2 separate regions of the Homo sapiens genome follow, and region 2 is linked to region 1. The links are chromatin loops, found by intact Hi-C in ENCODE. Cell type or tissue: K562. All regions are shown on one strand. Links, peaks and the distances in the headings refer to the core of each region. The heading gives the core; the rest is flanking DNA. Region 1 has its middle 27 kb from the start of KLF17. Region 2 holds the start of LOC107984950 (a long non-coding RNA gene).

The links. Peaks named below come from ENCODE experiments on the same cell type or tissue, not always from the same donor. Only the 100,000 strongest peaks of a DNase experiment are listed, where the experiment ranks them.
Region 2: it touches region 1 in a loop (9-fold over the local background); 6 of 110 quality-filtered maps call a loop at or near these places.

The regions. Positions count from the first base shown.
Region 1 is chr1:44,083,369-44,099,631 of GRCh38, forward strand. It overlaps a transcript of KLF17 not described here. Among named protein-coding and RNA genes, the nearest start is that of KLF17, 27 kb to the right of the region's middle. RefSeq lists enhancers at 6,065-6,783, 10,314-10,638 and a silencer at 6,289-6,583. In K562, for the core only: a CTCF peak has its summit at 9,029 (motif pointing right); DNase peaks (open chromatin) are centred at 6,493 and 10,443.
Region 2 is chr1:44,645,659-44,661,921 of GRCh38, forward strand. It overlaps RNF220 (ring finger protein 220), which reads left to right. Exons shown (of 15, transcript NM_018150.4): 13 at 4,003-4,111; 14 at 4,225-4,299; 15 at 5,046-6,065. The coding sequence ends at 5,117. TMEM53 (transmembrane protein 53) reads right to left here. Exons shown (of 3, transcript NM_024587.4): 2 at 14,516-14,637; 3 at 7,589-9,551. The coding sequence ends at 8,901. It overlaps LOC107984950 (a long non-coding RNA gene), which reads right to left and starts at 4,008. Exons shown (of 2, transcript XR_001738031.2): 1 at 1-4,008. RefSeq lists an enhancer at 4,626-5,207. In K562, for the core only: CTCF peaks have their summits at 5,611, 7,386 (motif pointing left) and 10,072 (motif pointing right); DNase peaks (open chromatin) are centred at 7,383 and 10,073.

The sequences.
Region 1 (16,263 bases), core at 4,424-12,423:
TTGAAAGTTGTAACCTCTTACCTTGCTCACAAACTAGCCCACTCCCAGCCTCCTGCTCAGTTGGCATCCAAGGAGCAAATAATAAGCCAATAGAAAATATCCAGCAAGTTGTTCTTAAGGCTAAAAGCTCATGAAATAGGCACAAGAGCCAGGCGCGGTGGCTCACGCCTGTAATCCCAGTGCTTTGGGAGGCTGAGGAGGGTGGATCACAAAGTCAGGAGTTCCAGACCAGCCTGGCTAACATAGTGAAACCCATCTCTACTAAAAATACAAAAATTAGTTGGGCATGGTGGCGGGTGCCTGTAGTTCCAGCCACTTGGGAGGCTGAGGCAGGAGAATCCTTTGAAGACGGGAGTTGGAGGTTGCAGTGAGCCAAGATGGCACCACTGTATTCCAGCTTGGGAGACACAGCGAGACTCTGTCTCAAAAAAAAAAAAAAAAAAAATGGCACAAGAAGCTGCCATGCCCCTGAGGCAGACATCTTCTCAAGCTGAGAAGCCTGGTCCAGGGTGCATGGGTGGTGAGTACAAGCCGGGATCGTCCTCTCTAGGAAAGTTCAAGTGACGCTTCTTTCCTCTGATTAGTCTTCATGTATATTCAACCTCCAGCTCAGTTTCACCAGGGTGATTGTTTAGACTCTTGTTTCTGTGCATGGAAAGTTTGGACACACTTCAGTAATGCTTTGTGAATATCTAGCAAAATCCCATTTTATACATAAATGTTTTCCAAGTGGATGGTCACTGGAACTGTAGAAGGAAGTTGCATGTGCCTGTACACAATTCTTGAGAATTATAGGCAAGACATCTGGCCATTTTGGTCGATACATTTTAACCAATTTATGTTTCAAAATCCCATTTTGGCTTTCTACTATCCTCAGCTAATTGTGGGTGGTGTGAGCAGTGATGGGATTAGTGTGTCAGTAAGACATTACACATTTCCCTATAATCGGATCTGAAAACTAAGGGTTATGATCACTGTTGAAGGTTAAAGTTGCCTAATCCTGGAAGCGAAGCTCTTAAAAAGTTTTTGCCAGGTACAGTTGCTCACGCCTATAATCCCAGCACTTTGGGAAGCCAAGGTGGGAGGATTGCTTGAGCTCAGGAGTTTGAGGCCAGCCTGGCCTCAAAATTTTTAAATTTAAAAATTCAAAAAATTTTGAAAGTTAGCTAGATACGGTGGCTTGTACCTGTGGTCTTAGCTACTTGTGAGGCTGAGGTGGGAGGATGATTTAGGCCTATGAGGTCAAGACTGCAGCTTGCTATGATCCTGCCACTGCACTCCAGCCTGGGCAACAGAGCAAGATCTTGTCTCAAAAAAAAAAAAAAAAGTTTTTGATTGGTGGTGACTGCATAAGCCTTTGCTCATTGCTGAGCAATGAGCACATTTAGAACACATTTTCTCTGTGTTCTAAAAACATACATGAAGGCAGGCACGGTGGCTCATGCCTGTAATCTCAGCACTTTAGGAGGCCAAGGCAGGCAGAATGCTTGAGCCCAGGAGTTCAAGACCATCCTGGGCAACATAGTGAGACCCTGTCCCTAGAAAAAAAATAAAAATTAGAAAAAAAAAAAAAGAATTACCAAGCCATAATCTGGGTAGAAACAACCTAAATATTTACAAATACCCTTTGTGGTAAAAGATGAGGTACTTGTATTTATGGGCAAGTGAGCATTACTGTTCATTCATTCAGTGAATGTTTATTGAGTGCCTACTATATATATATATGTATATATATATGTGTGTGTATATATATGTGTGTGTATATATATGTGTGTGTATATATACATATAGTTGTAGTTGCTGGAGATAAAGTGACTAAAGCAGGCAAAAACGCCTTCCCTCATGGAGCTTATGTTCTAAAGGGGAAGACAGAAAGCAAACAAGGTACAGAAGTAAATTATATGTTATGTTAGGTCACACCTACAGAGAGAAATAAAGGAAGGAAAGCAAATAGAGAGTATGTACATGGTAGACAGAAGAGGATTGCAATTTTCAGCTGGGTGGTCAGGACAAAGCTTCACTGAGAAGTGGATCTTTGAAGAAAGCTGGAAGGAAGTAATGGTGAGCCATGTGGCTATCTGAGGAAAGAGCATTCCAAGGCCATGAGTAATAACTTTTGCCTAAATTCCATTAAGAAAGAGAAGTTGGACACGGTGGCTCACGCCTATAATCCCAGCACTTTGGGAGACCAAGGTGGGAGGATCATTTGGGCCCAGGAGTTCAAGACTAGCCTAGGCAACATAGTAAAACCTCATCTCTACAAAAAATAAAAATAAAAAATAGAAAGTTAGCTGGGCATGGTGGTGTTGCTTGTAGTCCCAGCTATTCAGGAGGCTGAGGTGGGAGGATTGCTTGAGCCCACGAGTTCGAGACTGCAATGAGCTATGATCATGCCATTGTGCTTCAGTCTGGGTGATAAAATTGAGACTCTGTCTCAACAAAAAAAAAAAAAAAAAAAAAAAAAGGAGAGAGAGAGAGCAATGGCATGGTACATTCCTGTTATTACTGGAGGTCTGGGAGATGTGGAGGAACCAGTAAAGCTTTTCACTGAGGTAGACTGAGGAAGACAATAAGCAGGAGATAATGCTGTTCTGGAAACCAAGTGAAGAAAAGGTGTCCAAGGAGGAGAGAGTGACCAACTCTGTCAAATGCTGCTGGTCTTCCAGTAAGACGGGAAGCAAGAGCAGACTAGCCCTGGAGGAGCATGGGGTGAAAACCTGACAAGGGGGCACTGGGAAGACCAGATGGAGGGAAAGTGGAGACGCTGAGTATAGACACTTGTGTTGAGGGATTGTGCTTTAAAAGAGAACAGAGACGGTGGGGCGTGGTGGCTCACGCCTGTAATCCCAGCACTTTGGGAGGCCGAGGCAGGCAGATCACCTGAGATCGGGAGTTTGTGACCAGGCTGAGCAACATGGAGAAACCCCGTCTCTACTAAAAGTACAAAATTAGCCAGGCGTGGTGGCGCATGCCTGTAATCCCGGCTACTCGGGAGGCTGAGGCAGGACAATCACTTGAATTCGGGAAGTAGAGGTTGCGGTGAGCTGAGATCGCGCCATTGCGCTCCAGCCTGGGCAACAAGAGTGAAGCTCCATCTCAAAAATAAATAAATAAATAAATAAATAAATAAATAAATAAAAATAAATTAAAAGCAGAGAAACAGTACAATAGCTGGAAGGGGGAATAAGAAAAAGCTTAGCCTTTGCCTTTTTGTTTCCTGGGTTTTTGGAGAGTTCAGAAGCTAGTACAGCATCTTTGCATCCTGATGGTGATTATCCACTGGAGAGTGAATAACAACAGTATAGGAGAGTTAGGGAAATTGCAGGAGCAAAGAGAGGGCACAGCCAGCCCAGAGAGAAGGCAGAGGATTTGTGTAAGGATGCTGTTGGCTTGGTGAATTTGATGGCTGTGGGAGTTCTCTCCTGGTGGCCTCCATTAGTGAAATAAGAAACAAGGTCATCAGCAGAGAGTTAGGATGGAACATGTATAAAGAGGGAGGAAAAGCTGTGAAATAATTAACTCAGAGAGGAGGAGAGTTAATGGACTAGAAAAATGTAGAATAATTGCCAGGAAGTTAAGTGCCCACTTGAGGTAAGTGGTCATGAATTTAAAGCAGTCCAGTCAACACAGTTGCTTTTCTTCAGCCATATTCGGCAGCATCGATGTAGATATAGAAGAACTGGATTTCACAAGGGTTTGGGTTTTGCCAAGCAACTAATACAAATTGAGGGTTGATAATACAGTTGAGGGTAATTGCAATGGCTGATTATGATTGAGCATGGAATTTAAACTGGGTGAGGAAGTGTATTGGTCAGTTCAGGCTGCCGTAACAAGATATCACAGAATGGGTGACTTAAACGACAGACATTTATTTTGTCATCTTTTTTGTTTGTTTGTTTATTTTGAGATAAGGTCTTGCTCTGTCACCCAGGCTGTATTGCAGTGGTGTGATCATGGCTCACTGCAGCCTCCACTTCCCTGGGCTCAGGGGATCCTCCTACCTCAGCCTCCCAAGTAGCTAGGACTACAGGTGTGCACCATCACACCCAGCTAATTAAAACAAAAAAAAATTTTTTTTAAAGACAGGGTCTCCCTATGTTGCCTAGGCTGGTTTCAAACTCTTGACCTCAAATGATCCTCCCACATCAGCCTCCCAAAGTGCTGGGATTATAGGTGCGAGCCACCACACCCGACTATTTTCTTCTAATTTTAGAAGCTGGACTTCCAGGATGGAGGTACAAGCAGGGTATGGTAGGTTGCTGGTGAGGCTTGTGACATCTGCCTTCTGGCTGTCCTCACATGACCTTTCCTCTGTGACTATGCAGAGAGCTCTCTGGTGCCTCTTCCTATATATTTTATATATATATATATATATATATATATATATATATATATATATATACACACACACACACACACACACACACACACACGCATATATAAACACACACACACACACATATATATAATATATATGAAATTATGAAATGAGAAATGTGTGTTTAATGGCAAACCTTGGCACATTCCAACACCAGGAATGGCATGAGGTCACAGAAGCAGGTATGGGTAGGTGATCTCCATGGAGCTTCACATGATGAAGAGGATGAGGAAGACCACCATCAAACAGAAGAGTCCCATGGACTCAGACAGGACAAAGCTGACAATGGCACAGGAGAAGAGCTGCTGCTTGAGAGATGGGTTCCTGGCATAGCTTGATCAAGCTGCCAAGCACTCTTATTTTTATTTATTTATTTATTTATTTATTTTTGAGGCAGGGTCTTGCTCTGTCACCCAGGCTGGAGTGCAGTGGCACAATCACAGCTCACCGCAGCCTTAACCTCCCAGGCTCTAGCGATCTTCCTACCTCAGCCCCCCAAGTAGCTGGAACTATAGGCGCCACTATGCCTGGCTAATTTTTGTATTTTTTTAGTAGAGATGGGGTTTTGTCATGTTGGCTAGGCTAGCCTTGAACTCCTGACCTCAGGTGATCTGCCCACCTCGGCCTCCCAAAGTGTTGGGATTACAGGTGAGCCACAGCACCCAGCCTGCTTAGGCTATTTAGATGAATTCTCTGGCCTGTTCAGGAAGGAGGCAGATGCAGGCCGGATCAGAAATGGAAACAGAAGTAGAAGCCCAGTGGTCTGCATCTTTTCAGTCTGCACTCCCACTGCCCTGCAGCCCTTTCTCAGCCTTGTCTAAGGTGATTTCTTCGTGTTCTTATAGGGACACTAGTCCTATGCGATAGGGCCACTCTTACAACTTCATTTAGCTTTAATTACCTCTTCACATGCCCTATTTCCAAATGCAGTCACATTGGGGGTTAGGGTTTCAATGTCTGAACTTTGGTGGGGGGCACAATTTAGTCTGCAACAGGAAGGAGTGAGATAGATGAGGGCACAGTGGTAAGATGAATGCACTGTAGGTAATGATCACTGGAGCTAGAGCGTTAGGTGTGAGCTGAAAATAGGAGGAGCTGATTGGAGAATGGGGTGTGTGAAATTGGGAGCAAAGAAGGGTTGCAATAATTTGTCATAACAAAATCTAGGGTATGACTATGGGGATGAGTGGCTGACTTAGTGGATAAAAAGACCACAGGAGGAGGGTATGCTAAGGAACCGACAGGCCAAAGCATTAGAAGGAATATCTCTACTGAAATTAGCAGGAATTATCACATGAATGGTGCTGAAGAGAGTCACAGTGAGCCAGGTGTTAAATCTTCAAGAAGGAGGGAGCATAACCTAAGGTAAAATAAGGGCAATAAGGCAGGGGTACACTGTGTTGGGGGAAAAATGCAGCATAACCAAACACAAGTCATAGAAGAAAATATCTGCAATGCATGTAACTACTAGGAGGGTCACAGATTGGATTCTCCAGATGCAGATGCTGAGATGGAATCTGAGGTGCAAGAAGCTTAGTAGGGATCAACTCTTGTGAAAGGAAGGAGAAGGAAGCAGGATTGGGCAGAGGAAGAACTTGAACTGAGAATCAGGCCCCACAAAGCCTCAACCAACCCAGCAGGGAGCTCTGGAGCAAACACTGTACATCAAAGTGTTCTAAGTTAGGCCAAAATAGCTGGGCCTTTCTACCAGCTACGGATTGCTGGGAAGCGTATGACCTTGGGTGAAGCAGCTCTCTGCAGATGAGGCAGATCCTGAAATAGCTGACAGTTGGAGGCTGTCTGCCTAATGCACTCCCTGCAGCTGGGCAACAAGTTCTTCCTTGAAGGGGGATCTGGGCAGTGCGTCTCTGTGTCTGCCACAAAGAGAGTTGTATTTTATTTTGCAAACATAAAGAACCCGTACAAATCACTATGAACTTCTGAGTTGCCAAAGATAATAGTGGCTGTCCAAATCGGAATCGCTTCATATCCCAAGCAACCATATAGAACAAAGGTCAGCAAATAACATCCTGTGGGCTAGGCACCTGTTTTTGTCAACACATCAATTAGTTCATGCATTGTATGAGTGCTTCATGTTACAAAGGCAGGTTGAGTAGTGTGATAGACAGTATGGGATGGGTGCGGTGACTCATGCCTGTAATACCAGCACTTTGGGAGGCCAAGGGGGGCGGATCACTTGAGTCTAAGAATTCGAGACCAGCCTGGCCAACATGGTGAAAACCTGTCCCTACTAAAAATGCAAAAAGTTAGCCGGGCGTACTCGGGGAGCTGATGCGGGAGGATCCCTTGAGCCTGGGAGATCAAGGCTGCAGTGAGCTCTGACCATGCCACTGCCTGGGTGATAAAGTGAGACTCTGTCTCAAAAAAAAAAAAAAAAGAGAGAGAGACAGTATGGCCTGGAAGCCTCAATTATTTACTATATGGCCCTTTTAAGAAAAAATCTGCTGGCCAGGTGCTGCCACACCTGTAATCCCAGGCAGGAGGATCTCTTGAGGAGTTCTAGACCAGCCTGGGCAACACAGTGAGATCTTGTCTCTACAAAAAAAAAAAAAAAAAAAAAAAAAAAAAAAGAAAAGATTTGTTGACTCCTGGTTCTTGATACAGAAAAAAATAATAACAAAAACTAAATTCTCAGCATAACTGGATGACAGAGAATTCCTAAACTTTAAATTACCTGTAAGTAGAAAAAATAAACACCAAATTCCAGTGAGATGGCTTTCACAGTTCTACTGCAAATCTTTGTGGAGAGCAAGGGCAGTCCTGGAAAAACTGTGGAAGAGAAGAGGGGGCAGGTAACAGCAGGCCAAAGATTGATCTGAAATCATTGTGTTAAAGAGAAAGTCCGCCCTAAGAGAAACAACACGAAAACGAATCCTGTAGATCAGAGCACTGACCACGGGGAGGGACTGAAAAGGGCAGCGTAGCCTCAAGGAGACAACCTCAGAAAAGTCGCGCTTCTGGGGAAATAGAATGCAAGAAAGGAAAGGAGAGGCACACTTTGAAGATTAGGTGGTGAAGGGGAAAAGAATCAAAAGGTGCTATAACCAGTGAGTACCCAGGGGGAGAAAAAAAGAATCAAAAGAGGAAAATGTAGGGCATGTAACACAAAACAGAACCCAAAACTTGCAGGAGATACAATTCCCACCACACACACACACATGCACACGCACACACACACACACACGCACGCATGCACACACACACACAGAGCCATCCATTAAAGCAGCAGTTGTCAGACTTTTTTGTTTTCAGGACTTTGTTATACTCTTAAAATGAGTACCCTAAAGAGCTTTTGTATTTGTAGGTTATATCTATCAACATTTACTATATTCAATATTAAAACTGAGAATTTAAAAAGTATTTTAGGAATTAATTTAAAAAGAATAATAAACCAATTCCATATTAACATAACTAATTTTTAAATGAAAAATAACTATATTTTCCAAAACAAAAAATTTCATGAGAAGAGTGGCATTTTTTTTACATTTTTACAAATCTGTTAATATCTGGCTAAACAGAAGACAGCTGGTCTTATATCTGCATGTCTAAATTCAGTCTGATGCAATATCACATGTCCTGTAGCTCCTAGAAAAGTCCATACCTCTGGGCCAGGCACTGTGGCTCACACCTGTAATCCCAGCACTTTGAGAGCCTGATGCAGGTGGATCATTTGAGGTCAGGAGTTTGAGACCAACTTGGCCAACCTGGTGAGACCCTGTTTCTACTAAAAACATGAGAATTAGCCAGGCATGGTGGCACGCACCTGTAATCCCAGCTACTTGGGAGGCTGAGGTAGGAGAATCTCTTGAACCTGGGAGGCGGAGGTTGCAGTGAGACGAGATCGTGCCACTGCATGAGACTCCATCTCAAAAAAAAAAAAAAAAAAAAGAAGAACAAGAAAAGAAAAAGAAAGCTCCATACTTGTTAAGAGAATGAAGGTCAGAAAGACAAAAGCATATTAGTATATTCTTAAAATAGTTTTGACTTTGCAGCTACTTGAAAGATTTTGGGGACCTTAACGGTTCTTGAATCACACTTTAAGAACTGCTGTATTCATTGCTTGAGCCTAGGAGTTCGAGGCTGCAGTGGGCTAGGATGGCATCACTGCACCCCAGCCTGGGGGGTGAGAGAGAAAAACTCTGTCTCAAAAAAAAAAAAAACCCAAAAAACAACAACAACAACAACACACACACACTCTCTCTCTCTCTCTCTCTCTCTCTCTCTGCCCACTTCCCTCCCCCAAATTTAAAAAGAACTACTGCATTAAAAAAAAAAAAAAAAACTTGCTCTTTGGGTCAGGTGCAGTGGCTCACACCTATAATCCCAGCACTTTGGGATGCTGAGGTGGGCGGATCACCTGAGGTCGGGGGTTCGAGACCAGCCTGACCAACATGGAGAAACACCATCTCTACTTAAAATACAAAATTAGCTGGGCGTGGTGGTGCATGCCTGTAATCCCAGCTACTCGGGAGGCTGAGGCAGGAGAATCACTTGAATCCGGGAGGCTGATGATGCGGTGAGCCGAGATCGAGCCATTGCACTCTATCTAGCCTGGGCAACAAGAACAAAACTTCGTCTCAAAAAAAACTTGTACTTCACTACACTGACAGAAGGGGACGCCATTCAACTAAGAATCTTGGAGACCACTCTCATTCCAAAAAATAAATAGCCAAAAACAGATTAAACGTTTCTATAAGAAAATAGAAAATGAGAACCAAAATAGTTCAAGTGATGAACATTTCTACATTTCCCCCCAAAAGAAAAATTACCATGAAGCAGAAGAAAAATGCTGTAACACAACACACCAAACTCAATGAATTGTCGTCTTCAGGCAAACATTTGAGGATATGACAAATCACTCTTTAGCTTTTTTTTTTTTTCCTTTGAGACAGGGTCTCATTATGTTGCCCAGGTTGGACTTGAACTCTTAGGCTCAAGCAATCCTCTCACCTCAGCCTTTCGAGTAGCTGGGTACCCTTTACTCAAGGGGTACAATATATGTGACTTGAGTGATAGACCCCCTAAAAGCTCTGACTTGACCACTATGTAATCTATTCATGTTACAAAATTATACTTGTACTTCAAAAATTTATCAAAAAAAACCCCAAAAAAACAAAAAAAGGAAAACCATCTTGAAACCAAAATTCAAAAATTAAAAGCAAATGGGCATCCCCCTGCTCTGAAGGAATAAATTAAGAGTTCACTGAACTCAGGAAAGAAGGAACAGACAAAATGATTTCAGAAATAAAGCCTACATTATAAGGTACTCAAAGGAGAATAAATTCAAGTGGAAATGTAATAAGGGGCATTGAAGAAAGACAGTTTTGCTTGATGTGATCCTATTTGTCCATGTTTGCTTTGGAAAAACCAAGAGGATGAAAATGAAATCAAGAGAAAAGTGTTGGGAAGAAAGACTTCTCCTCTACCAACCTAAGTCCAGCTGGTTGGGGGCCTGTGAATTAAATGGCAATAGAGTAACAGGGGGAAAATACACATGTGGGCGTACCCTATAGAGAGAGTAGCTCCCTGAACAGCTGGGGGTAAAAGTTTATGTACCAACCTATATACTACCCCAGCGGGGCTTTAGGACTTCAAAGAATGGAAGCTTCTTATGAGTCTTGTTTATACAATTTTTTATTTTTTTGAGACGGAGTTTCACTCTTGTCCCCCAAGCTGGAGTGCAGTGGTGCGATCTCTGCCCACTGCAACCTCTGCCTCCTGGGTTCAAGCGATTCTCCTGCCTCAGCCTCCCGAGTAGCTGGAATTACAGGCATTTGCCACCACATCCAGCTAATTTTTGTATTTTTAGTAGAGACGGGATTTCACCATGTTGGCCAGGCTGGCCTCAAACTCCTGGCTTCAAGTGATCCACCTGCCTCTGCCTCCCAAAGTGCTGGGATTACAGGTGTGAGCCACCGCACTCATCTTTATACGATTTTTTAAAAAGTGTCTTGATGTTCAACGTCAGTGCTTCTGTGACCAGAGACCTCTGGAGGAGGGTTTGTGGCAGCTATGTCTCCTAAGGCTCTGAGTTAGTCAGATAAGGGAAGTTTCAGATAAGATTTCTCTCTGCGTCTGTTGTAGCTCAGATATTTTTCATTGGAAGTTATCTCTTTACCAAGTTAGTGTACTGTTTTCTTCAGAAGTAAAAAGAGTCAGAGAGAAAGTGCTTGAAATGGAAGACAGAGAAGAAACAGTCCAAGTTAAACCTTGGACAACCTGAGTCTGAACTACGTGAGTCCACTTAGATGTGGATTTTTTTTGATCAAACAATATTCGCCAGATGCAAAACCCATGTATATGGAGGGGTGACTTTTCATATACCACGATTTTGCAGGCTGACTGCAGGACTGTTGACCATTAGTATGTCTTCTTTTGAGAAATGTGTATTCAAATCTTTTGCCCATTTTAAACACAGGTTATTTGTTTTTTTTTTCCTATTGAGTTGCTTGAACTCCTTATGTATTCGATTATTAATCCCTTGTCAGATGGGTAGTTTGCAAATATTTTCCCCCATTCCATGGGTTGTCTCTTTTCTTTGTTAATTGTTTCCTCTGCTGTGCAGAAGCTTTTTAGCTTGATGTGATCCTGTTTTTCCATTTTTCTTTGGTTGCCTTGTGCTTTTGTGGTCTTAGTCAAGAAATCTTTGCCAGACCAGTGTCCTAGAGAGTTTCTCCAATGTTTTCTTTTAGTGGTTTCATAGTTTCCGGTCTTAGGTTTAAGTTTTTAATCCATTTTGATTTGATTTTTGTGTATGATGAGGGATAGGGGTCTGCTTTCATTCTGACTATGGCTATCCATTTTCCCCAGCACCATTTATTGACAATACTATCCTCTCCCCAATGTATGTTTTTAGCACCTTTGTCAAAAATGAGTTGACTGTAAATGCATTAATTTTATTTCTGGGTTCTCTATTCTGTTCCACTGGGCAATGTGTCTGTTTTTATTGCCAGTACCATGCTGTTTTGGTTACCATAATTCTGTAGTATAATTTGAAGTCAGGTAATGTGATGCTTCCAGCTTTGTTCTTTTTGCTCAGGATGGCTTTTACTGTTCTATGTCTTTTGTGGTTCCATACACATTTTAGAATATTTTTTTCTAGTTTTGTGAAAAATGTCATTTTATTTTTTTATTTATATCTTTTTTTTTTTTTGAGACGGAGTCTCACTCTCACCCAGGCTGGAGTGCAGTGGTGTGATCTCGGCTCACTGCAAGCTCTGCCTCCCAGGTTCACGCCATTCTCCTGCCTCAGCCTCCCAAGTAACTGGGACTACAGGTGCCTGCTACCATACCTGGCTAATTTTTTTGTATTTTTAGTAGAGACTGGGTTTCACTGTGTTAGCCAGGATGGTCTCAACCTCCTGACCTCATGATCCGCCCGCCTCGGCCTCCCAAAGTGCTGGGATTACAGGCATGAGCCACCATGCCCGGCCTATTTATATCTTTTTTTTTTTTTTTTTTTCCTGAGACAGAGTTTTGCTCTTATTGCCGAGGCTGGAGTGCAATGGCGTGATCTCAGCTTATCACAACCTCCACTTCCTGGGTTCAAGTGATTCTCCTGCCTCAGCCTACCGAGTAGCTGGGATTACAGGCATGCGCCACTGCATCTGGCTAATTTTGTATTTTTAGTAGAAACGAAGTTTCTCCATGTTGGTCAAGCTGGTCTTGAACTCCCGACCTCAGGTGATCCACCTGCCTTGGCCTCCCAAAGTGCTGGGATTACAGACATGAGCCACCATGCCCAGCCTTTTATATCTTTTTTTTAATCCCTCAAATATTCTTCTATCCAAATTATTGGTATTTTGATAGGGATTGCATTTAATCCGTAGATTTTTTTGGGTAGTATAAACATTTTACCAATATTGATTCTCCAATCCATGAACATGGAATATCTTTCCATTTTTTGGTATCCTTTTCAATTTATTTCATAAATGTTTTACAGTTTTCATTGTAGAGAGATCTTTCCCTCCTTTGGTTAAGTTCATTCCTATCTATTTTTGTTTGTTTGTTTGTAGCTATTATAAATGAGATTACTTTCTTGGGGTTTTTTTTTCATATTGTTCAGCTGTTGGCATATAGAAATGACAAAGTTTGTATGCTGATTTTATATCCTGCAACTTTACTGAATTTGTTTATCAGTTCTGAGAGGTTTTGGTGGAGTTTTTTGTTTGTTTGTTTTGTTTTGTTTTTTTGAGACAGAGTCTTGCTCTGTTGCCAAGGCTGGAGTGCAGTGGCCCAATCTTGGCTCACTGCAACCTCTGCCCCCCAGGTTCCAGTGATTCTCCTGCCTCAGCCTCCCGAGTAGCTGGGACTACAGGCGTGTGTCACCATGCCCAGCTAACATTTCTATTTTTTGTAGAGACAGTGTTTCACCATGTTGCCCAGGCTGGTCCCAAACTCCTGGCCTCAAGTGATCCACCCACCTTGGCCTCACAAAGTGCTGGGATTACAGGTGTGAGCCACTGCACCTGGCCTTGGTGGTCTTTAGGTTCTTCTAAATCTAAGATTATATTGTCTGTAAACAAGGATAATTTTACTTCTTCAAATTTGGATGCCCTTTACTTCTTTCTCTTGTCTAATTGCTCTGGCTAAGACTTCTAGTACTACATTGTTTTTTATTTTTATTATTTATTTTTCTTTTTTTTTTTTGAGAGGGAGTCTCGCTCTGTCGCCCAGGCTGGAGTGCAGTGGCGCGATCTCGACTCACTGCAAGCTCCGCCTCCCAGGTTCACACCATTCTCCTGCCTCAGCCTCCAGAACAGCTGGGACTACAGGCGCCCACCACCACGCCTGGCTAATTTTTTTGTATTTTTAGTGGAGACGAGGTTTACACCGTGTTAGCCAGGAATGTCTCGATCTCGTGACCTTGTGATCCGCTCATCTTGGCCTCCCAAAGTGCTGGGATTACAGGCATGAGCCACTGTGCCCAGCCTACGGTTTTTAAAAAAAAATTTTTTTAATTTTTAAATTAAATAAATTTTTGTCAGATGGATAGATTGCAAAAAAGTTCTCCCATTCTGTAGGTTGCCTGTTTCTTTTCCTGTTCAGAAGCTCTTTAGTTTAATTAGATCCCATTTGTCAATTTTGGCTTTTGTTGCCATTGCTTTTGGTGTTTTAGTCATGAAGTCTTTGCCCATATCTATATCCTGAATGGTATTGCCTAGGTTTTCTTCTAGGGTTTTTATGGTTTTAGGTCTTACATTTAAGTCTTTAATCCATCTTGAGTTAATTTTTGTATAAGGTGTAACGAAGTGGTCTAGTTTCAGTTTTCTGCATATGGCTAGCCAGTTTTCTTAACACCATTGATTAAATAGGGAATCCTTTCCCCATTGTTTGTTTTTGTCGGGTTGATCAGATGATTGTAGATGTGTGGTGTTATTTCTGAGGCCTCTGTTCTGTTCCATTGGTCTATATATCTGTTTTGGTACCAGTACCATTCTGTTTTGGTACCAGTACCATGCTGTTTTGGTACCAGTACCATGCTGTTTTGGTTACTGTAGCCTTGTAGTATAGTTTGAAGTCAGGTAGTGTGATGCCTCCAGCTTTGTTCTTTTTGCTTAGGATTGTCTTGGCTATGCGGGCTCTTTTTTGGTTCCATATGAAATTGAAAGTAGTTTTTTCTAATTCTCTGAAGAAAGTCAATGGTAGCTTGATGGGGATAGCATTGAATCTATAAATCACTTTGGGTAGTATGGCCATTTTCACGATATTGATTCTAATGTAGACGACAGGTTGGTGAGTGCAGCAAACCACCATGGCACGTGTATACCTATGTAACAAACCTGCATGTTCTGCACATGTACCCCAGAACATAAAGTATAATAAAAAAAGAATGAAATTAAAAAAAAATTTGTGGGTACATTATAGGTATATTCTAGTACTATGCTGAATAAAAGTGGTGACAGTAGTTTTCCTTGTCTTGTTCCAGATCTTTGAAGAAAGTCTTTCTGTTTTTCCCTTTTCAGTATGATACTGGCTATGGGTTTGTCATATATGATTTTTTATTGTGTTGAGGTATGTTCCTTCTATACCCAGATTTTTTTAGTTTTTAACATAAAAGGATGTTGAATTTTATTAAATGCTTTTTGATATCTATTGAAATGATCTTATGGTTTTTGTCCTTCATTCTGTTGATATGGTGTATCATATTTGTTGCTTTACATATGTTGAACCATCCTTGCATCCCTGGTATGAATTCCACTTGATCATGATGAATGATCTTTTTGAGACAGAGTCTCACTCTGTTGCCCAGGCTGGAGTGCAGTGGTGTGATCATGGCTCACTGCAGCCTCAAACACCTGGGCACTCTCTCCCACCTCAGCCTCCTGAGTAGATAGGACCACAGGTATGTGCCACCATGCCTAACTAATTTTTTAGTCAGTTTGTTTATTCAGGTTTAGGATTTCTTCATGGTTCAATCTCGGTAGGTTGTATGTTTCTAAAATTTATCAATTTCTTCTAGATTTTCCAATTTACTGGCATATAGTTGCTCATAATAGTCTCTAATGACTCTGAATTTCTGTGGTATCAGTTGTAATGTCTCCCTTTTCATCTCTGATTTTATTTATTTGGGTCACTCTCTTTTTTAATTAGTCTATCTAAAGGGTTGTTAATTTTGTTTGTCTTTTCAAAAAGACAACTTTTTGTTTTGTAGGTCTTTTGCACTTTTTTAGTCTCAATTTTATTTATTTCTCTTCTGATCTTTATTATTATTTTTTTTAAAAAAGATTATTTTTAAATCTTTTTTGTGATGTATTTATTCATGTATTTTACTCATATTTCTTTTTTTTTTTTTTTTTCTGAGACTGAGTCTCGTCCTGTCACCCAGGCTGGAGTGCAGTGGCACGATCTCGGCTCACTGCAAGCTCTGCCTCCTGGGTTCACGCCATTCTCCTGCCTCAGCCTCCTGAGTAGCTGGGACTACAGGTGCCCACCACCACGCCTGGCTAATTTTTTGTATTTTTAGTAGAGACCAGGTTTCACCATGTTAGCCAAGATGGTCTTGATCTCCTGACCTTGTGATCCGCCCACCTCGGCCTCCCAAAGTGCTGGGATTACAGGTGTGAGCCACTGTGTCCAGCCATCTTTTATTCATATTTCTAACAGATTTTAGGTCTTACTCACTTTAATTTTTTTTTTTTTTTGAGACAGGGTCTTACCATGTTGCCCAGGCTGGTCTCAAACTCCTGGCCTCAAGAGATATGCCAGTCTTGGCCTCCCAAGTTGTTGGGATTACAGGCATGAGCCACTGTGCCAGCCAACCAATATACAGTGTTACATGAAAAAAGCAAAGTGCAAAAGAGTATCTATAATGTGCTACCTTTTGTGTGAGAAAGAGAAAACAAGAAAATGTGGGCCAGACAAGGTGGCTCATACCTGTAATCCCAGCACTTTGGGAGACTGAGGCTGGAGGATTGCTTGAGTTCAGGAGTTCGAGACCAGCCTGGGCAACACCATCAAACCCCGTCTCCACAAACAATAAAAAAATTAGCCAGGCGTGGTGGCTCACACCTGTGGTACCAGCTACCTGGAAGACTAAGGTGGGAGGATTACTTGAGCCCAAGAACTTGAGGTTGCAGTGAACTGTGATCATGCTGCTACACTCCTGCCTGCATGACAGAGCAAGACAGTCTTCTAAATAAATAAATAAATATTTTTAAAAAGAAAATATGCATATACCTACTCATTTGTGCAAGAATAACAAAATAGACAGGAAATAAATGAGACCTGGGCCAGGTGCAGTGGCTCACACCTGTAATCCCAGCACTTTGGGAGGCCAAGGCAGGTGAATCAGGAGTCAGGAGGCCAAGGCGGGTGAATCAGGATTCAGGAGGTCAGGAGTTCGAGACCAGCCTGGCCAACAT
Region 2 (16,263 bases), core at 3,555-11,554, 560 kb after region 1:
CTGTGAATTGATCACTGGGCCACGGCCCCAGAAGCCTTGGCGGTGGGAGGAGCAGTCCACCCGCCTGCCTGCCTGCCTGCCCGCCTGCTGCGGCGGCCTTCGCCCGGGGAATGTGATGTATGGCCGCCCAGCCCAGCCGGCACACTTGATTCATCTCCAGTTTCTGTTTCTTAATCGGGAGCTAAATTGGTTTCATTTTTCTTGTCCCGGGTGGCACTCGCAGTGGATTTTAGGCAGGAACATTGGGTATCATCACTTCTGGTAGGAATTTTTGGCCTGGGTTCTCTGGCAGAGGAAAAGGGATCCATTAGCACTTTGCCCAGGGCTGAGCAACCCCTGGCCTGGATCCCTGGGAACCACAAAGATTTGGTATCAGCTGGGCATCTTCCTGCCTTCCCAGAAGCCCAAGGAAGGCCAGTTCTGGCCTCAGGAGATGGCATTGTCCAGTCTAGGCTGCCTGGTGCTGCTGCCATTGGTCATTGCTTAACTCCAGTACCCACCCCACCTTCTGACTGCAGGCTAGGTTGCCTGGGGTTAAAAGGCAGCCTCTTCATTCCAGGGCCAGTGTTCCATCTTTGCCTCCTGCCAGGAGAGTGGATTGGAGGCCGGTGCAGGGCCGGGTCGGTGGCCCAGGGTCACCTCCCATTTGTTTCCCTCCATTTTGTGTTGTCATAAATTCATTCCAGCCCGTTGTGGTTGATCAGTTTATCTCGGCCGGGGCCGCGAGTGCTGCTGGCATGATGTATGGGCCGCGGCGCAGGGCCCGGCTGCCCATGAATCACCGCAGCTGCTCCGTGTCAGCGCCGGAGCGGGCCGTATGGGTTCTGCGCAACCAGCTTGTGGTGGGGAGGAATGACGTATGGATGTTTATTTAATAATTCTCTCCTACTCCAGCTGAGCAGGGCGGGCGGGGTTGTAAGGGGCACCCACCCTCGTCTGGAGGGGCTGCTCATAAATCAGAAAGACAAGATCATTAATCAGGGATGGCGCCCGAGGGGGAGGTGGGGGCAGAGCCAGTGGCTTCCATGAAGGTACAACCCACCCAAGGCTGGGGGGAGCCAGGATTTCTGTCCCACCTGTGTGAGCACAGGCACCCGTAGGCAGGGATCTCTATGATGAGGTGGAGACTGGCTCAGTCATGTGCAGAGCTCTCCACTGGGTCTGGATCTGCTGAGACTGGGGCCCATCAGTCCCCGTGATTTCTCTATTTCTTGCCCTAGATCTGTTTTACTACTCAGGGAAAAGGAATGGTAGGATGCCATGGCTCCTCCAGGAATCTCCCCACCCCATGCCCTGGAGGGACTCAGGAATAGCTCACAGCCAGCCTGGACCAGGGGTTGGAGGCTTGGGTATTTCGCCAGAGCCAAGATTGGAGGGCAGGTGTGTGCTGAGCACATCCAGGATAGGTAGGCTCTGGAGTTGGCTATTGGCCTTCAGTGGGGCCTTGTAGCTCTTGGAGATGGCATGGGAAATGGCTTCATTCTCTCCTGGCCTCATCCTTCTTTGCCATTCCAGCTCTAGTTCTCTGATTTGGGGTTTGGGAGTTAGTTCTCCATTCTGGTGTAGGCTGCCCCCAGCTGCAGGCCTTAGTTTCCCCATCTTTGACATAACTATATAGGACTAGGCAAATTCTCAGCTTAGTCCTTGGAGTGGAAGGGAGCACAGCTACAAATCCTTGTCTCCTTATCAGGAATTTACCTGTAATCCAGATGGGGATGGCACATATGGCATTGTGCAAAATGCCAGGGAAGGAGCCTGCTGTTCGGAGGCTTGTGAGGAGGGAAGGGATGGTAAAGGCTTCCAGAGCCAGAGAGCTAAATGGAAGCCCCCAGGGAATCAGCCAGTACCAGGAGGAAAGAGTCAGAGCCTTTCTTGGCATCCCTGGAAAGAGGCAAGGCAGAGGGAATCATGGACCCTAGGGTGATGGATTTAAGTGTCCCTGATACAAGGACACAGCCACTAAGGAGTCACGCTCTGTGTTGCTGCTAGCTCCCCAAAGGAAAAAGGCCAGAGATTGAAGTTGTATTGCCCATGAAATGGGACCACTACCCTCCCTGCACTCCCATTACCACTCACATCCAGCAATGACAGGCCACCTGTAAGCTCTCAAGCTTCCTGAGCCAATTGTCTCCCCTAAACTGCAGAACAGGTGCCCCCAGGAGACTGTCCTTGCCCAAAGTCCACGTCCCTTATGATTCCCCCGCCTCAGTCCAGCCTCTGCTTCCTGATTGAGTACATCTGTGAAACCTGAGCTGTTCGTACCCCCACTCTTCCAGCATCCTCAGCAGCTTCCTGCTGTCCACGAGATAAACTTCAGCTCCTTCAGGTGTGGCATTTGAGGTCCTCTTGCATGCCATCTCCTTTCTTACTGTAGCACTTTGCCTACATGTGGGCCTTCTAGCCAGACTGGGCTCTTGGGCCTCTTGGCCTCTGTTTCTGCTGTTCCCTTGGCCTGGAGCCCCACCTCCTCCTGGGTGTAGCCAGTATAGTCATGGTCAATCACACAGTTATTAGTTGATCATGGAATCAGTCTGCCAGGTTTGAATCCCATCTCCCTGACTCTGTGGGGACCTTGAGCAAGCTACTTAATCTTTCTGTGCTTTAGTTTCTTTGTATATAAAATGGAGATATTAGAATCTTATGGGGTTTTTGTAAGGTGTAAATAAGATAATTATCAATCCCTCAGTACAATCTCTGGCATTTAGTAAGTGCTTAATAAATTTTAGCTATTTTATTTGTATTATCATTATTATTCCCTAAGGCCAGTCTCCTATACCATCTTTTCTACTTTTCCAGGAAGCATTCTTCTCCATCTGTGAGCTCCCCTGGATCCTGTTCATTTGTTTTAGGAGGGTGGGAAGGTTCCTTGAGAGAGTCCTAGCTATTCCCTGTTCAGCAGTGCAGCCCAAGGAGTCCTGGAAATGCAGGAGGGACCTTCAGGTGCAGGGCTTGGCCCACACACAGGACTACCAGGGCATCTGATATATCTAGGAAGTAACAAGGAGCCCTGGAGGCAGGCCAGGGCTGTGGCAAAGAGACCTAGATCATGTGGGACACGCCTAGTCCCTGCATCTGTCCCCCTCTCCCTGGAGTTTGGACGGGCCCTTTCTTCAGCAGGTGTTTGCTCACGTCCCATGCCTGAGGTGGGGCTCTTGGCCATAGTCAGTATTGGTGGAGTGAGCAGCCCGCCCTCAGGGAACCCATACTCAGGAACTTTACACTGCTGTGGTGGAGTTCACACGGGGGGCTGTGAGAGCCACTGTGCAGTGCTGGCTCAGGGGTCTGGAAAAGGCTTCTGGGAGGGCATGGGAACAAAACTAGATCTGAATGATGAGGCAGAGCTAGTGAGTCAGGCGAGGGGGTGCAGAGGGATCACAGTGCAGAGGCCAAGGCAGTGAAAAAGGTGGCGTGGATGGTGACACATAGGAGTCGAGCATAAAATGCGTGGCAAGGTCCTCAGGGGTACGGCGGGCTGGGGCTGGACCAAGGAGTGTAGTGGAGCTCTCTACTCCAAGGGGGACATTGGAATGTTGGAAGTCACACCACGAGAGATTTGCTTTGAGAACATAAATTCCTCTAGGCGCTGGGAGAGTGGAATAGAGATGAGGGGCCTGGAGGCAGAAAGGCTGTCTGGAAAAAGTTAGTGGTGGAATTGGTGGAAGACATCTGAGAGCCTGGACTCATGGTGGTGAGGAGAGATGCCGGAGATACTAGGAGAGATGACAGATTTGGGTGGTTGGGAAGACTGCGAAGGAGTGGTTGAAAATGGTTCCCTGGTATCTGGTGTAGAAATTCATCCGAATGGGAATGGAGGAATAGAGAGGGTGAGGAGTTTAGTTCTGGAATGTGGAATTTGCAGATTCAGGTTATCAGAGAAAGGGGGCAGGCAGGGATGCCTAGGGGACATTTATGTATTTGGTTCTGGAATTCAAGGGAGGCGTAGGCTGGAGGTACAGATGAGAGATGCCAGCCTGCTACCCAACCATGCCTTCCTTTTTACAGAATCACCGAAGATTCAGCTGTGACCACGTTTGAGGCTCTGAAGGCTCGGGTCAGAGAACTTGAACGGCAGCTATCTCGTGGGGACCGTTACAAATGCCTCATCTGCATGGTGAGTAGAAAAGAACCTAGGGGTGCCCTTGGTCAGGCTTCCACGCCCTCTGGGGGAGTTGGAGAGGGTGGGCCTACCTCAGAGTGACCCCTTCTCTGCCCCCTCCTCCCTAGGACTCGTACTCGATGCCCCTAACGTCCATCCAGTGTTGGCACGTGCACTGCGAGGAGTGCTGGCTGCGGACCCTGGTGAGGTGGCATGGGGGTCGGGGAATGGGAGGCCGCTCCGGGCACTGCCCAGATGTCTGTGCTTATGCCTGAGCCTGCCTGGGGGAAGTGGGGAGCATGGCGCAAAGGAGAACAGAGCCAGGAGCCAGGATATTTACCCGCAGGATATTTACCCCCAGGCTCGCTGCCTCTCCTCCCCAACTGCAGGTTTAGGAACTTCTCCCCCTCCATGAGTTCACTGCATTCTCCCTTCCCCGCCCCGGTCCCCGAAGGCCCACTGCATCACACAGACTGGTGAGGCCTGGGGTCAGGAGGAGGCTGGCTGTAGGTAAACAGGACCAGGGCCTTGGCCCCTCCCCCTCCCATTACTAAGCTCCTTCTGCTCCTGCCCCTGTTCTTCGCTCAGGAGCAGCCATTAAAATGTCGCCCGGAGACAGTAATAAAAGGCTCGGACGTGGGCTCTGTGTCCTGATCAAAGGCCGCGTGTAATCTCGTTAGGGCTGCGGCTGCCACAGCTGGACCCAGCCTTGTTCTCATTACTGGGGCTCCTGCTGCGGGGCTGGCCAGGCGGTTTGATCCTGGCGTCCCCCCAACACAGGAGCGTGCCTGCCTGCTCACAGAAGCTGCCTATGCGTCCCCAGCCTGGGCTGACAGGACCAAGGTCTCAGCACACACTGGTGCAGAGAGACATGGCTGCAGGCCCAGGTGCTCACATGCGCACACATGGCTCATTGTGTAGACCAGAGCCCTCCCTGTTCTCCCTGCAGGGTGCCAAGAAGCTCTGCCCTCAGTGCAACACGATCACAGCGCCCGGAGACCTGCGGAGGATCTACTTGTGAGCTATCTGCCCCAGGCAGGCCTCGCCTCCAGCAGCCCCACCTGCCCCCAGCCTCTGTGACAGTGACCGTCTCCCTTTGTACATACTTGCACACAGGTTCCCCATGTACATACATGCACATACTCAAACATGCGTACACACACACACATTTACACACGCAGGACTCTGGAGCCAGAGTAGAGGCTGTGGCCCAGGCACTACCTGCTGGCTCCCACCTATGGTTTGGGGGCCATACCTGTTCCAGCTCTGTTCCCAGGGTGGGGCAGGGAGGTGGGGGTTGGGGGAGTAGTGGGGCACGGCTCCTAAGATCCAGCCCCCATACTGACAGACGGACAGACAGACATGCAAACACCAGACTGAAGCACATGTAATATAGACCGTGTATGTTTACAATGTTGTGTATAAATGGGACAACTCCTCGCCCTCTACCTGTCCCCTCCCCCTTTGGTTGTATGATTTTCTTCTTTTTTAAGAACCCCTGGAAGCAGCGCCTCCTTCAGGGTTGGCTGGGAGCTCGGCCCATCCACCTCTTGGGGTACCTGCCTCTCTCTCTCCTGTGGTGTCCCTTCCCTCTCCCATGTGCTCGGTGTTCAGTGGTGTATATTTCTTCTCCCAGACATGGGGCACACGCCCCAAGGGACATGATCCTCTCCTTAGTCTTAGCTCATGGGGCTCTTTATAAGGAGTTGGGGGGTAGAGGCAGGAAATGGGAACCGAGCTGAAGCAGAGGCTGAGTTAGGGGGCTAGAGGACAGTGCTCCTGGCCACCCAGCCTCTGCTGAGAACCATTCCTGGGATTAGAGCTGCCTTTCCCAGGGAAAAAGTGTCGTCTCCCCGACCCTCCCGTGGGCCCTGTGGTGTGATGCTGTGTCTGTATATTCTATACAAAGGTACTTGTCCTTTCCCTTTGTAAACTACATTTGACATGGATTAAACCAGTATAAACAGTTGCTGCCTGTGTGTTATGTGTGTGGGGTGGTGGGGGAGCTAACTAGGGGAGGTGGGCTGAGGCAGTTAAGGGGTTAATTCCTGGTGGCAGGATGGGGGAAAGGACTTAGCTATAGGTGTATGACACTGTGCAGGGTTGGTCTGCTCTGGGGCCGTGGAGCATTTGGTTTGGAGGGGGGTGGGGCTGGGGATCTGGGCTCCTGACTATTGATGGGTAGGGGCTCTAGGTTAATTCTTTATCGATGCAGAATCGTCAGCTCATTAATCACAGAAGAGGTCAGAGCTTGGGGGTACAGAGGGGATGCAAGCTCTATCCCCCAACCTAGGCTAGGAGTGGCCACAAGCTTGGGTACAAACACAAGCCCCAGGCCTCTATCCCTTTCTGGTCCCCTGAAACATACCAGAGACCACAGTGGGATCACCCTATCAGCCTCCCAGGCTTTTGTTCTATTCTCCAAATGTATCTCTAGTGACCATCATCCCAGTGTAGCTACTGCCTAGATTCTCAAATGGAAAGAATGGAAACCCTATTATCCAGGATGGACCTTCAAGTCTCCCATGTGCTCAGAGAACCAAGGCTGGAGAGATGGCACTTTGACCCCCACAGCTCCCCACTGCCAGTGAGGTAGCTCAGCTTCCTAGATGCCTCCCAGGCAGGTGCTAAAAGTTACATGTAAGTCTTCACCCACAACAGAAAGCTGTTTGGAGAAAAACAGTCAAGGCCCCAGAGTAGCCCCATGACTCCAGACTTGCTTTGACACCTTGCACACCAGGCCCATCTGCCCAAATCCCCAGCCTTAGTTGCCCATTTTCTCTGGGATACCCACAGTGAATTCCTCAGAATTGGGTCCAGTTGGCAGCTCCTGCCACCCTTTGCACCCAGATGAAGCACAGACAAGTCCCCCTTGGAGCCCAGCAAAGGCCCTTCACAGCTCCACGCCCAGTTTGATGGCACCCAATATCCTGAACACAGGGATCCTGGGGATGTACACAGCCTCTGTCGAGGCGGGTGGAACAGCTCCAGCGATGGCTGAGGGTTTGGGAAAGAAACAGGTTTGGAAGAGAAGAGTGGGTAGGTGAGGGCAACGGAGAGATGAAGAGGAGGCTCTTAATGCCCAGTTCCTGTCAGGCCGACTTCTTTGATGTCTTTAGTCTCCCCTCCCACAAGCTTGGACTCAGTAGGTCCTTGATGGCTGGTTACTGCCACCCTGGGGGCCATATGGTCTCTAAAAGGGGCCATTAACCCAGAGTGAGGGCATTCCACTGAAGCCCGCCCTGCTGTGGGAGCCTTGAGCTGTCTCATGGCACAGGCTGCACTGCCACCTGTTGGCCATGGCTAGGAATGCAGCCACACAGCATGGGAATCCCTGCCACCATAGTGGGGACTCACCAAGGACTGATGGGATGCAGACAGAACGCGGCTCTGGGGACAAAGGATCCATCATCCCCAAGAGTCAGCTCCCATCCAGAGCTTTTCTAGCCATCTCCTTCACTGCCCCCTAAGCCCCGTGATCACCACGGTAAGCTCATTCAATCAAATATTTATTGAATACCTACTATATGCCAACATTGTGCAGTAGTGACTTCTAGAATGATCAATGATACTGAACTATCAGGCTGAATTCACCTCTTCTGCCTAGAGAGTATCTAAGTGGGTCTCCCTTCCAGAAGATGAAGGAGTTTGCTATTTCAGCCCAAATCCCCTTACCCTGGTTCTGGTCTTTAGGGCTTGGGAGTTAGCTCATCCCAGCTCCTGTTACAATGCTGCTGCCTTCCTGCCCCCCACTGTCTCTGGCAACTTTCAGCTTGCAACTTTCCCAGACCCAGCGGCTTCCTAGCAAAGTGTGGTAGAGCCAGGCAGGCCCCTAACCTCAGCTCCTCATCTGGCTTCTACCTCAGACTCCCAGGCAATGGGGTCAGAGGAGCCTCTCTGAGTGAACTGCCAAGTGGGAGCCATGTGAATGGTACTTTACACTGTAGGGCTTCGCCCTGCTGGAGCAAAGATCATAGCCCCTATCCGCAGCCTGACGCTACCCCTGACCGATATACCTTCCCTCTGGCATCTCCCCACAAAGGTCACCTTCCATTCAAGGAATCAAAACTCAACTCTGGTAACAGGCACAAAGTTTCAGTTATGCAAGATGATGAAGTTCTGAATTATGCAAGATGCAAGACTATTCAGTTCTAGAGGTCTGCCGTGCACATAATCTCTTAAATTTTAAGTATCGTACACACTTACAATTTTGTTAGGTGATCTTGGCCAGGCGCGGTGACTCATGCCTGTAATCCTAGCACTTTGGGAGGCTGAGGTGGGAGGATCACTTGAGCCTGGGAGGTTGAGGCTGCAGTGAGCCATGATTGCACCATTGCACCCCAGCCTAGGTGACAGAGTGAGACCCTGTCTTGAAATAAATAGATAAATAAATAAGTAAAGAAAAAAAGAGAGTAGGTCTCATATTAAATGTTCTTACCAGAGTTTAAATTTTAAAAAATCAACTAGGGCTCACCCTCAACACCCCCCTCCATTTGTCAACCTCTACAGCCTGCATGCCACAGGAATCAGCAGCCTGACTGTTGCACTTGTCCAAACACAACTGACTGCAAGGCTCCCACAGACACATGCCCAGGCACTCCTGCCCCTTAGGATTCTGTGGTAAGCAGACCACCAGCAGACAGAGGCCCCCAGGAGACAGGCCCATAGGAATTTTCTACTTAGGGGACCGCAAAGTCCCAAAGGGCTACAGGGAGTTGAACGAGAAGAGTGCCCGACAGATTGCAGGTTGTGGGGAGGTGTCAGGCATTTATTTCTGGAGCAGAGGTGAGATGGAGCAATGGCCTCAGCAGCGGACGCAGTTGCGCATGAAGTCGACACAGAGGCTTGTGTAGTAAGTAGGGTAGTCACGGAGGTGGCTGACGTGTGCAGATGACACGAAATCCACAGAACGCGCCAGGACCCGGCGTGCCAGGCGTGCCTCCACCATGCGTTCTATGTCTCTGGCCAGGACTACTTCGTCAGCCCTCGAGTAGAGGTAGAGCTCGGGCCAGCGAGAGCCCGCGTCCTGTAGCCTGTCATAGAAGTGGGTGTGGAAGAGGGCTGTGATGGGAGCAAGCAGGACGTGGAACAGGACGACCACCAGGGCAAAGGCCACCAGCAGCAACAGGCGCAGCATGGCGGCCCGGCGCTCCAGGATGGCTGCCAGGGCCCGCAGAGCCCCTACCAGGTTGCTGTCACCAGGAGCGCTGTCAAAGATGGTGCCCACCACACGCAGGCGGCAGAAGCGACGGGTCTGCAGGAGCTCCAGCACGTAGCGGTACAGCATGACGCCACCGTTGCTGAAGACATGGAAGAGCAGGGGCTCCTTCTCAATCTCATAATCAAAGAGCAGCTCGAGCAGCTTCTGGGCCAAAACACGAAGTGAAGGGATACCCAGTGACTCGGAGAAGAAGACCATGTGCCACGGGGCTGTGTATCGGATTACGATGCAGCCCTGGGGAGAGAGGCCTGGTCAGTCCTCACAGATGAGGTGGGGGTAGTGGGTACAAGCTAAGGTCAGAGGGGCCCAGCAACCCCAGCCTGTAGGACATAGGCCATGGGGCCCACAGCGTCAGCAATGCTCTGGGTCCTGCTTCAGCCTGAGCCCACCAGCCCGCTGCCCACAGACACAGGTGCCTTCTGGGCAGGGAAGGTATACTTAAGGCCCATTTTTGGACTAATTGCTTCATGCTGGCCAAGCCCTCTTGGCCTGGAGTGGTATTTGAGGCCCAGAGCCTGAAGCATATACTGGAGACACCTGGGCTGACCAGAGGAAGTCTCTTTACTCTGGTTCCCTCCTGTCTGTGCCCCGCACTCCCATCCTAGGCCTTGCACATTTGGGATGGGGCCTCACTGCTTGGCTATACCCTGTCCCAGCACCTCAGATCTGCACTGTCCCTACCTCCCAGACAGAAGTAGTACCCCCATGAGACCAGTACCCGAGAGCTGGCCTGCAGGCGCCAGCCCTGACCACCAGAGGCCACTTCTGAGCCAGGCCCACATCACTTTCATCACTGGTCACTGTCACCTTCCCTCTCTCCCAGGCTCCTAAAAACAGAGTCCATACTCTCTGGACTCAGGGACCTGACACTCAAATGTCCCTGGTTCCCCGGCCTGGGATCACTCCTCATATCTGCCCTGAAATTCCAAATACAGTAAACACTTGTTCCTCGAATTCTATAATCTGGGCCCAAACTCCCTCTAGGTTTCTATATTCCTCACGCTTGGGCCAAGGGTGCCACAATCTCCACACAGGTCCCCTTCTAGGTCAGTTAGAAAAGCCACCATGCCTGGCTCCTAATCCCCTCTCATCCTCCTGTTCAGAGACAAAGGGCCCTTTGTCAGGGGAATGTGACTTTGGAGAGTGCTGGGGTCAGACAGGTCCGGGTTCAACTCCTGGCACCACTATGTATCAATAGTAAGAACAAGGAGCAGCTTACTACTTTCTGAGTCTGGGTCCCCATCTATAAGATTACGGTGAAATTGGGATAACACCCACCTCATAAGGTTATGGGTAAAATTAGATGAAAAAAAATGTATCTCAAATGATCAAAGCAGTACCTGACACAAAGTAAACTCTCAACCAACAGCAGCAGTAATTAGTGATGTGGTAGTGACAAGGAGAAAATCGTATGGCCACAGTAGTTAAATGACCCATGGCTAAACAGGGATGGTCAGCAGAGGTACCTTGCCATCAGCCGCCTGACCTCCTAGCCCTGGAGTGCCTAAGCATCCCTCCCAAGACTCTGAAGAGGAGGCTGCTTAAGGCCACCCACATTCTCCCAAATGCTCAAATCTGACAGAGGCCTTTCAGTCCCCACTGTATGTTTCTCCCTGGCAGCATCTGGAATCACACACTCCTAGAAATATTATCTTGCAGCCCAGTCTCTTCAATAAGCCAGTAACATGAAAAAAGGGGCTGTTCTATAGCCTGGACGACATAGGGAGACCCCATCTCTAAAAAAGAAAAAAAAAATGGTTGGGCACAGTGGCTCACACCTGTAATCCCAACACTTTGGGAGGCTGAGGTGGGCAGATGACGAAGTCAGGAGTTCGAGACCAGCCTCACCAACATGATGAAACCCCGTCTCTACTAAAAATACACAAATTAGCCAGGCGTAGTGGCACATGCCTCTAATCCCAGACACCTGGGAGTCTGAGGCAGCAGAATTGCTTGAACCCAGGAGGCAGAGGTTGCAGTGAGCCGGGATCACGCCATTGCACTCCAGCCTGGGCGACAGAGCAAGACTCTCTCTCAAAAAAAAAAAAAGAACAACAACAAAAAAAATACTAGCTTGGCGTGGTGGTGCATGCCTGCAGTCCCAGCTACTCGGGAGGCTGGAGGCAGAATGATTGCTTGAGCCCAAGAGTTGAGGCTGCAGTGAGCTATGATTGCACCACTGCACTCCAGCCTGGGTGACAGAGTGAGACCTTGAATCTAAAATCAGGTGGGGAGGGGAAGAGTTCTGGATTTAAAAGAGCCTTAAGAAGAAACAAAATAACTAGATGCAATGTGTGATCTTAGATTGGATCCTGTTTGGGGCACATCCGCTGTAAAGGATGCTTTAGGGACAATTAGGGAATCTGAATATGGACTGGAAACTAAATGAGATCAAACAAGAAGGTGGAGATCATGATCTGAAAAAAGCAGGATACAAAGCAGTAGATTCAATAGGTCTCATGTAGGTAAAGAGAAGATATACCCCCCCAAAAAGCTGGAAGGATATACACTAAGTGTAAATAGAGGTCATCTCTAGGTGCTAGAATATGGTGTTTTTGTTTTGTTTTGCTTGTTTTGTTTGAGACAGGGTCTCACTCTATCACCCAGGCTGGAGTGTAGTGGCACGATCACAGCTCACTGCAGCCTCAACTTTCCAGGCTCAGGTGATCCTCCCACCTCAGACTCCCAAGTAGCTAAGACTACAGACACGCACCACCGTGCCTGGCTAATTGTTTCAATTTTTTTTGTGGAGATCAGGTTTCACCATGCTGTTTAGGCCGGTCTCAAACTCCTAGGCTCAAGTGATCCTCCTTTCTGAGCCTCCCAAAGTGCTGGGATTACAGGCATGAGCCACAGCATCCACCTTGTTTTCTTTTAAATAATAAAATATTAGAGTTTTGGGTTGGACTTTTTTTTTTTCTCTACATTCATCCTGTCCTCCCTATTGGAAAGTCTTCCTTTCCAAGACTACCCCTCCCCCAACCCTGCAACCTCAACACCTCTGCCTTCTCTGGGATCTTACTCCATCTACTTTCTCCCTCATGCCTTCTGCCCAAGTAGCATCTTTACCCCTGCCCTGTACAACGGCCCATTTCCCAAAGACTCTGCAGATTCTGCCACACCTTCCTGGGTTTTCATATCCATCTCTGGCCACTCCTCCTTTCCTTGTAGGACCCTCTTCATCTTCCACTCCATTAAGTTTGGGTTCCTCAGGACTGTCCTAGGCCCTCTTCTGTCCCTCTACACACTCCCTGGGGGATCTCATCCACTCCAGAGCCTATGGATTCTCTTCTAGTGTTCCGGTCTCAAAAAACACACCCCCCTCTACCCAGGAGGTGCCCAGCCAGAAACCTGGCATTACCCTGGGAACCTCCCTATCCCTGTGCCCATGCCCAATCTCTCATTAAACTACCATTCTACCTCCTGACAAACTCCTCAATCCATCACCTTACCTCTACCGACACCCCCAACTCCAAGGTCCTGACTACCCTCTATCCCTGGATCATGGCAAGCCCCTCTAAACTCACTTCTGGCTTCCTGCCCCACCCCTCCAATCTCCCCGCTACTCTGCAGCAAGGAACTTTGTTTATTTTGAGACAGGGTCTCACTTTGTTGCCCAGGCTAGAGTGCAGTGGTGCGACTTCGGCTCACTGCAACCTCCACCTCCCAGGTTCAAGCGATCCCTACCACCTCAGCCTCCCTGGTAGCTGGGACTACAGGTGTGCGCCACCATGCCTGGCTAATTTTTGTATTTTTAGTAGAGATGGGGTTTCACCATGTTGGCCAGGCTGGTCTTGAACTCCTGACCTCAAGTGATCTGCCCGCCTCAGCCTTCCAAAGTGCTGGGATTATAGACATGAGTCACTGCGCCAGGCCAAAAGGGACTTTCTGATTCACGAATCTAACATCACATCCCTGCTTAAATACCCTGAGGACCCCCTCCAAGCCCCACCTCTTGCCGGGTACCTGTCCCTTCATTCTTCATCCCAGCCATACTTGACTATTCCTGGTCCCCCTGCCTGCCCTCAAGGATCTCAGGCTAATGAAGAAGCCAGACAAGCCGAGCCCAGTGAGCAGAACTCGCAGCTGAAACTGCCCGCAGTGAGGCTGTCTGTAAAAAGCAACACCAGAGCCCCAGCCTCGGAGGTCGGGGAGAGACTTCAAGCTCAGAACTACATTTTCCCCCAGTCTCTCTCCCATTCCAGGGCCACCACACACCTCAGTCAGGCGGGATGTGGACGTGGGTGAGTGGAGGGATGCTGAGGGAAAGGGGGCTCAGCTGGCCTTTCTCCCAGGTGCCCCCCCACTGCTCAGTCCAAGGCTTCCAGCTGGCAGTTGGAGCTGTCTGTATGGGTACCCCTGCAGGAGGCTGTTTGGGGGAGAGATCTGGGCTGAGGAGGGGAAGGTGGAGCTGGAGGCCCAAGATGTGAGAGAGGCTTCCAAAATATAACCAGGTCCTGCTAAGGCCCTCTGCAGTTACCACAGTCTCTATATCCAACCTTGGTTGGATGAGAAGAAGCGTGAATCTCTTTTCCAAGAGGCCCTACTAGTCTGGGAATGTGAAAGGTGCCATGGGCAGTCATAAGACAGAAACTCACCTGGTGGGAAAGGAGGAGGTCCTGGGAGTACAAGCTATGTCCAGACACCCAGCCCTGGCTCCTGCTGCCCGCAGAGGCACTGGCCAGTTAATAGGGACTGGAGCCTGGGCTGACTCTACAACTGTAGGGCACATCAAGGGTGGGCTGCCCATTGTGGAATGCAGGGAGGAAGGAAGGGGAAGCCATCAGGAGACCAAAGGGGTCACGCCAGGCCACAGAGCTGGCAGCCAAGTGGGGATAATCCCACCAAGTCCCTATAACCCCATGGCCTTCCTCACAGGCTTTTTTTTTTTTTTTTTTTTTTGAGACGGAATCTCACCCTGTCACCCAGGCTGGAGTGCAATGGCACAATCTCTGCTCATGCAACCTCCACCTCCTGGGCTCAAGCGATTCTCCTGCCTCAGCCTCCCAAGTAGCTGGGATTACAGGCACGTGCCACCAGGCCGGCTAATTTTTGTATTTTTAGTAGAGACAGGGTTTGACCATGTTGGCCAGGCTGGTCTCGAACTCTAGAGGCTGTTCTTAAAGCCATTCCCAGTCCTGCCTCAAAGGTGGTCAGCCCTCACGGCAGCCCAGGGGAGAGGGCACCAGAGTACTCACCCTTTTGTGGTAGATGGCACTGTACTTGGCAAGGTTCTTGTCCTTGCAGCCACCCCAGCCCAAGAGAATCACCACAGGCTGCCGAGTTTCTGCCTCCTTCCCACCTGGGCTGGGGCTGTTCTCTGAAACACAGATGTGGACTGTCAACACCAGAGCTGGGGTGGGGGCGGGGGTGACTGCCCAATCCAGAGTCAGCAGCACTCCGGCTGCTGCAGGCAGGGAACAACGGGTGCCAGGCCCAGGCATCCTGCCAGCACGCATGCACCAGTTCCCACCCCGTGCTGCTCCAGCTGCCTTTCTGCAGGAGGCACCATGGGGTCACCGGACAAACCAACACAAGGGCACCTTTCTTTAGAGACTCGAAGACAGCCCAAGTGAGGAAAGTAAATACCTTGTCCACGCCCTTTCCTCTTCTGATCCAGGGCTCAGCGAACTACAACCCCGGGGCCAAACTGAGCCCACTGCCTATTTTTGTATGGCCTGCGAGCTAAACTAATTTTCACATTTTTAAATGGTTAAAAAAAAAATCGGCTGGGCGCGGTGGCTCACGCCTGTAATCCCAGCACTTTGGGAGGCCGAGGCGGACGGATCGTGAGGTCAGGAGATTGAGACCATCCTGGCTAAGACAAAAAAATACAAAAAAAAAAAAATTAGCCGTGCGTGGTGGCAGGTGCCTGTAGTCCCAGCTACTCAGGAGGCCAAGGCAGGAGAATGGCATGAACCTGGGAGGCGGAGCTTGCCGTGAGCCGAGATTGAGCCACTGCACTCCAGCCTGGGCAACAGAGTGAGACTCTGTCTCAAAAAAAAAAAAAAAATCAAAAGAATATTTTGTGACACGTGAAAATTATATGGAATTTAAATTTCATTGTCCACAAATAAACTTTTATTGGAACATGCCACACTTATCATTTACTTAGGGTCTATGGCTACTTTTACACTAAGAACAGCAGAGTAGAGTAGTTACAACAAGATCGAGCGACTCACAAAGCCTAAAATATTGACTGGCCCTTTACAGAAAAAGTTTGCCAGCCCCTGTTCTAATTCCATGAGCAGATGGAAGAAGAGGGTCTTTTCTGAGATGGAGTCTTGCTCTGTCACCCAGGCTGGAGGGCAGTGGCACGATCTCAGCTCAGGGCAACCTCCATCTCCCGGGTTCAAGCAATTCTCCTGCCTCGGCCTACTGAGTGGCTGGGATTATAGGCACCCACCACCATGTGCAGCTTTCTTTTTCTTTTTTTTTTTTTAAGAGTAAAAAAGGGGGTTTGCCATGTTGGCCAGGCTGGTCTCGAACTCCTGACCTCAAGTGATCTGCCCACCTCAGCCTCCCGGGAACAAGAAAGTCTTAAAAGGAGAAATGGATAGGACAGTGCAGGCAGGGACATGAGGCTGACTCTGGCCCATACCAAGCCACCTACCCTGTCCTGCCAGAGAATAGCCTATATTTATTGAGGTTTAACCCTTATAACAATACTCTAAGGCAGGTCCTCTTATTACAGATGAAGAAACTGAGGCAGAGTGAGGTTAAGGTACTTGTCTAAGCAAAGTGTAGGGCTGGGAATCTGGCCCCTGCTCCCCACCCTAAACTACTCCAGCACCATCTGTGCTGCCACCCCATCCACAGCTGGTGATATGCTAAGAGGCACAAACCAGCCGCCACCACCACCAGGGCTGCCTTTGAGGAAGCCTCCCTGCAACCTTGTCAAACAGACCTCATCTCATTTCCCCTGCAAAGTGAATACCCGCCCCCT